Regions from separate parts of the Homo sapiens genome. Here region 1 is linked to region 2. Evidence: read pairs that join two places in POLR2A ChIA-PET (ENCODE). Cell type or tissue: GM12878. All regions are shown on one strand. Each heading gives the region's core, and the rest is flanking DNA. Links, peaks and the distances in the headings are about the cores only. Region 1 has its middle 7.4 kb from the start of GNA12. Region 2 overlaps AMZ1 (archaelysin family metallopeptidase 1).

Region 1 (2,915 bases), core at 137-2,636, 150 kb before region 2:
TTTGTCAAAATAAGTTCCAGCCCAATCCAGATTTAAGTGGAGGGGTTACACAAGGGAATGGATACCTGGAGAAGTGGTTCATTTGGAGACTACTCATATATTAGACTGCTACAATTGTATTTTTCAGCTGTTTGAACTATTAATTACTAGAAGAGATATACTTAACCCACACTCACACCCAGCAGTGAGGATGGATTCCTCAGTTTCTCCTTTATGTTCTCTTAGTTTTGAGCCTTTATTTTTTTTTTTTTTTTTTCAGACAGGGTCTTGCTCTGTCTCCCATACTGGAGCGCAGCAGCACAATCATGGCTCACTGCAGCCTCAGCCTCTCCAGTTCAAGTGATCATGCCCCTTCAGCCACCCAAGTAACTGGGAAATAGCCATGTACCACTATGCTTGGCTAATTTTTTAAATTTTTGTAGAGACAGGGTGTCACTATATTACCTGGGCTGGTCTGGAACTCCTGAACTCAAGCAATCTTCCTGCCTTGGCCTCCCAAAATGCTAGGATTATAGGCATAAGCCACTGCAGCCAGCCTGGCCTTAAATATTTGAGGCTATATTATTAGGTGCATACAAGTTTAGAATGGTTATACCTTGCTTTTATTGCATATATGACCCTCTCTATCACTAGTAATTCTAATTCTTTTAGGCTTAAAATCTATTTTGCCTTCTATTAATATTGATATGCTATACTTATTATGGTTAATACTTGCGTGGTAAATCTTTCTCCATTCTTTTACTTTGATCTTTGATCTTTTCTGGGTCCTTAATGGGTGTGTCTCTTTTTTTATTTATTTTATTTATTTATTTTATTATTATTATTTTTTTTAGACAGAGTCCCACTGTGTCACCAGGCTGGAGTGCAGTGGCACAATCTCGGCTCACTGCAACCTCCAACTCCCTGGTTCAGGCTATTCTCCTGCCTCAGCCTCTTGAGTAGCTGGGATTACAGGCACGCACCACCACGCCCAGCTCATTTTTTAAAAATATTTTTAGTAGAGATGGGGTTTCACCATGTTGGCCAGGATGGTCTCTATCTCGTGACCTTGTGATCCGCCCACCTCATCCTCCCAAAGTGTGGTGTGTCTCTTATAAGCATATAGCTGGTCTTTGTTTATTTTTATTTTTTGTTTATTTTTTGAGATGGAGTCTCACTTTGCTACCCAGGCTGGAGTGCAGCGGTGCGATCTCGGCTCACTGCAATATCTGCCTCCCAGGTTCAAGTGATTCTCCTGCCTCAGCCTCCTGAGTAGCTGGGATTACAGGCATGTGCCACCACACCTGGCTAATTTTTGTATTTTTATTAGAGAGGGTTTCACTATATTGGTCAGGCTGGTCTCGAACTTCTGACCTCAGGTATCCACCCACCTCAACCTCCCAAAATGCTGGGATTACAGGTGTGAGCCACTGTGCCGGCCAGAAGGTCAGATTTACAAGGGTTCTGCAGATGCCCCTGAGGCAGCTAGAGGCCTCACAGTGTGTCAGTTTAACTCTGAATTTCTGCTTTCACTTTGATTTTAGCCTCTGAGGCTTTCTTACTCAGCTCAGTAACACTTAAAAAAAAAAACAAAAAAAAAAACCTTCTGTGTGGTTTGTACAGCATTTTAAATTGTTGCTGCAGGAGGGTTGATCTGAGTGTTTTGCTCACTATACTGTCAGAAAAGGGAATCTATTATTTCTTTAAATATTTCCTCCTCTCCATCTCTTTCCCCTTCCTCTTGGAACTCACAGTTCACATATTAGAACTCCTGGATCTCTCCTCTAACTGTCCTGCCCTTCCTCTTATAATTCCCATCTCTTTATACTTGTTCTCTGGGTTTTGAGATTTTTTTTTTTTTTAATCTTCTAGGTCTCTTGTTTTGTTATCAATGTTTACCATTCCCTCTTCCATTAATTTTTTAAAATTATGATTTGCTGTTGTTGTACAATGTCTTTTCTTTTCTTTCTTTTTCTTTTCTTTTTTTTCTTTTTTTTTTTTTTGAGACAGATTCTCACTGTGTCACCCAGGTTGGAGTGCAGTGGCATGATCTTGGCTCACTGCAACCTCCATCTCCTGGGTTCAAGCAATTCTCCTGCCTCAGCCTCATGAGTAGCAGTGATTACAGGCGTGCACCACCACACCCGGCTAATTTTTGTATTTTTAGTAGAGAGAAGGTTTCACCATGTTGACCTGGCTGGTCTTGAACTCCTGACCTCAGGTGATTCACCTGCCTCAGCCTCCCAAAATGCTGGGATTACAGGCATGAGCCACTGTCCCCAGCCAAATACAATGTCTTTTTATGCCATTGACAATTCTTCTAAGGTGGAACCATGGTGATAGTGATGGTGGTGATGATGAAGATGGTGATAGTGATGCTGATAGTGATGGTGGTGATATGATGATGGTGATGGTGGTGATGATAGTGATGGTGGTGATAGTGATGGTGGTGATGTTGATGGTGGTGGTGATGGTGATAGTGATGGTGATGATGGTGATGGTGATAATGATGGTGATGGTGATGGTGATGGTGATAATGATGGTGGTGATAGGGTGATAGTGATAGTGATGGTGGTGGTGGTGGTGGTTATGATGTGATGGTGATAGTGATGGTGGTGATTATAGTGATGATGATAGTGATGGTGGTGATGGTGGTGGTGATGATGGTGATGGTGATGATGCTGATAGTGATGGTCGTGATGATGGTGTTGGTATTGGTGATAGTGATGGTGGTGATGATGGTGACAGTGATGGTGGTGATGATGATGATGGTGTTGGTGTTGGTGATAGTGATGGTGGTGATGATGATTATGATGATCTGATGGTGATGGTGACAGTGATGGTGACGATGATGGTGATGGTGATAGTGATGGTGGCAATGATGGTGATGGTGATGATGCTGATAGTGATGGTGGTGATTATGGTGGTGGCGATAG
Region 2 (2,915 bases), core at 223-2,722:
GCTGCTGTCCATGGGCCACCCGGGGGACGGCCACGGTCTCGTCCAGAATCTTCCCTCGGGCTGATCCGAGTGGCTACCGGGGGCTCCCTGCAGACAGACACTGGTCCAAGGGCCCTTAAGGCCCAGCTCTGCCTGGTCCTGGACGCTCTCAGGCATGGGCGCTTCTGGGCCCACAGCACCCTGTGGATGACACGAACAGGGGTCCCCTCACTGCCGAGCACACAGGGCCCGATGTCCCAGGCAAGGGATGGGCCGCTCCTGCCCAGGCCTGGGGAGAAGCTCTGCAGAGGACGAGGGTGTCAGAGGGAGCCCTGGCCCCTCCAGGACACAGCACTGCCACCCAGCGAGGTTGGAAGGACACATTCAACCACTTCATCTTCTCTAGCAGGTTGGGTCCCATGGGCCACCCAGGGGACGGTCACAGTCTCTTCCAGAAGCTTCCCTCATCCAGAACTGGGTATGGGGAAGTACCTCCCACTCGGCAGGGGCAGGGACATGTGTCCATGGGCCCCCACAGAAGGGCAAGGGCCCCCAAGGCCATTCTTCCATTCCCTCTTACCAGCCAACTCTGTCTAGAGGCCTTGGAGGGAAGAGAGACCTCCTCCCCTCCCTGCAGAGCTAGAAGGGCCCCTCCAGGTGGAAACCAAATGCTCCTCTCCACGGCATGATCACAAAGTGTGCATCCTCACCTGGGTCCCCCCATCGCCTGGGGTTCCTCCTTACCCAGAGCCCCCATCATCTGGGATTCCTCCTCACCCAGAGCCCCTATCACCTAGGGACCCCCCAACACCCAAGAACTCCCATCACGGCAGCTCTTCATCCCAATTACAAGCTTTCCTAGCAGGTCCCTGTGCGCCCAGCAAGCATATGTTTGGGGGGGGGCGGGGGTACGCAGCCCCAACAGCACGCAGACGTCCCCAGGACACACGTGAGGGCCCGAGATCCAGATGAAGCAGTCAGGGCAGGCGTTTGTGCCAAACCCCACCAGCTAGAAACAGGGAGAAGTGGAGAAGCAACAGCGGATTTCAACACCCAGGACGGACCAGGTAGGGAGGAGACGGTGGGGGGTGTGGAGCTGGCAGAACCGTGACAAAGCCGCCCTGCAAAACAGATGCTCTGACCGGAGCAGCAGCAGCTAGGCAACCCCACACTTAGGAACACGCCTGAGAGTCGTCACCGCACACTTGGTTCCGGGCTACATTTATGTCTCTGTTCAGAGACTGTGAGACCTGCCAGGGCGGATGGAGAGTGGGCTGGGCAGGGGAAGCCTCGCAGAACAGATAAAAGCAAAGGGGTGGTTGTGGGGAGAGGCTAGAAACGAACCAGAAACCACAGAAGGGGGATGCACAAATAATATAGCAAGGCAGGTGCAGCTAAGGACGTGTGAATAGACCCTTATGAATCAGCAGCCCTCGGACAAGCTTCCTGTAGAAAGCTGAGCTAGACACGCAAAACCCACTTGTCTGCGACCGTCAAGTTGCAAGACCTGCCAGTCCTAGCCGGAAAACCAGAAACAGCTATGTTTTTGCAGGGAGAATGAACAGCCCTATTCTCTAACTAACCCTGATTTCTTTTTTAGAGATAGGGTCTCGCTGTTTCGTCCAGGCTGGAGTGCAGTGGTGCAATCATAGCTCACTGCAGCCTCCAACTCCTGAGCTCAAGCGATCCTCCTGCTTCAGCCTCCCAAGTAGCTGGGAATACAAAGTGTGTACAATGTCCTGCTAATTTTTGTATTTTTTGTAGAGACGGGGGTCTCACTATGTTGCCCAGGCTGGTCTCAAACTCCTGGGCTCAAGCAATCCTCTCTCCTCAACCTCCCAAAGTGCGTCAGCCACTGCACACAGACCCCCCGAGCCCCAACTTCTTTTTGTTTTTTTAGATGGAGTCTTGCTGTGTCGCCCAGGCTAGAATGCAGTGTCGTGATCTGGGCTCACTGCAACCTCCACCTCCCGGGTTCAAGCAATTCTGCTGCCCCAGCCTCCCAAGTGGCTGGGATTACAGGTGCCCCCGACCATGCTAGGCTAATTTTTGTGTTCTTAGTAGAAACAGGGTTTCACCATGTTGGCCAGGCTGGTCTCAAACTCCTGACCTCAAGTGATCCGACTGCCTCTGCCTCCCAAAGTGCTGGGATTACAGGCATGAGCCACCACGCCTGTTTGGTTTTTTTGCTTGTTTTTTGTTTTGTTTTTTTTAACAGAATGGTTCTAGCTCTGTGCCCAGGCTAGAGTATAGTGGCACAATCATGGCTCACAGTAGCCTCCTGAGTAGTGGCAACATGGGCATACGTACCACGCCTGGCCCACTAACTCCAGTGTCACACATTCATCTGGAAAATACATGTATATGTGCTCATATTCCTATGTATATGTGAATACATAAATAAATTTGATATATGTAATTTATATATTTTCTTTTGGGGAAAATGTGACACAGCTGTATATACATGTGTGCACACAAATATACACAAATATATTTTTTTTCCAGAGGAACGTACTGGCTTAGAGTAGGGGAGGGGCTGGTACTGAATTTCCACTGAGATCACTGCCAGCCTGGAGCTTTCTATAACTTCTTTCTCCAAATATATTTTACAAATTTAAGATCCAACTGCATATATAATCCTGTATCTTTTTGCTTCATAAATCTTGAGCATTTTCCAAATTCTTAAACATTCTACAAAAATGCTGTTTTTGGCTGAGTGTGGTGGCTCACACCTGTAATCCCAGCACTTCAGGAGGCTGAGGCGGGTGGATCACTTGAGCACAGGAGTTCAAGACCAGCCCAGGCAACATGGCAAAATCTCATCTCTACTAAAAACACAAAAAATTAGCCGGGCATGGTGACGCGCACCTGTAGTCCCAGCAACTCAGGAGGCTGACGTGGAAGGATCACCTGAGCCCAGAAAGTCAAGGCTGCAG

What was found. Peaks named below come from ENCODE experiments on the same cell type or tissue, not always from the same donor. Only the 100,000 strongest peaks of a DNase experiment are listed, where the experiment ranks them.
Region 1: POLR2A ChIA-PET joins it to region 2 with 5 read pairs; 4 of 35 experiments call an interaction of 5 or more read pairs at or near these places.

The regions. Positions count from the first base shown.
Region 1 is chr7:2,850,241-2,853,155 of GRCh38, reverse strand. No RefSeq gene overlaps it. Among named protein-coding and RNA genes, the nearest start is that of GNA12, 7.4 kb to the right of the region's middle. RefSeq lists a silencer at 1,398-1,517. In GM12878, for the core only: no CTCF peak of the experiment used is centred there; a DNase peak (open chromatin) is centred at 1,505; H3K27ac peaks cover 392 bases.
Region 2 is chr7:2,697,499-2,700,413 of GRCh38, reverse strand. AMZ1 (archaelysin family metallopeptidase 1) reads right to left here. Exons shown (of 7, transcript NM_001384743.1): 2 at 1-180. Among named protein-coding and RNA genes, the nearest start is that of AMZ1, 11 kb to the right of the region's middle. RefSeq lists an enhancer at 953-1,032. In GM12878, for the core only: no CTCF peak of the experiment used is centred there; a DNase peak (open chromatin) is centred at 1,323; H3K4me3 peaks cover 495 bases; H3K27ac peaks cover 340 bases.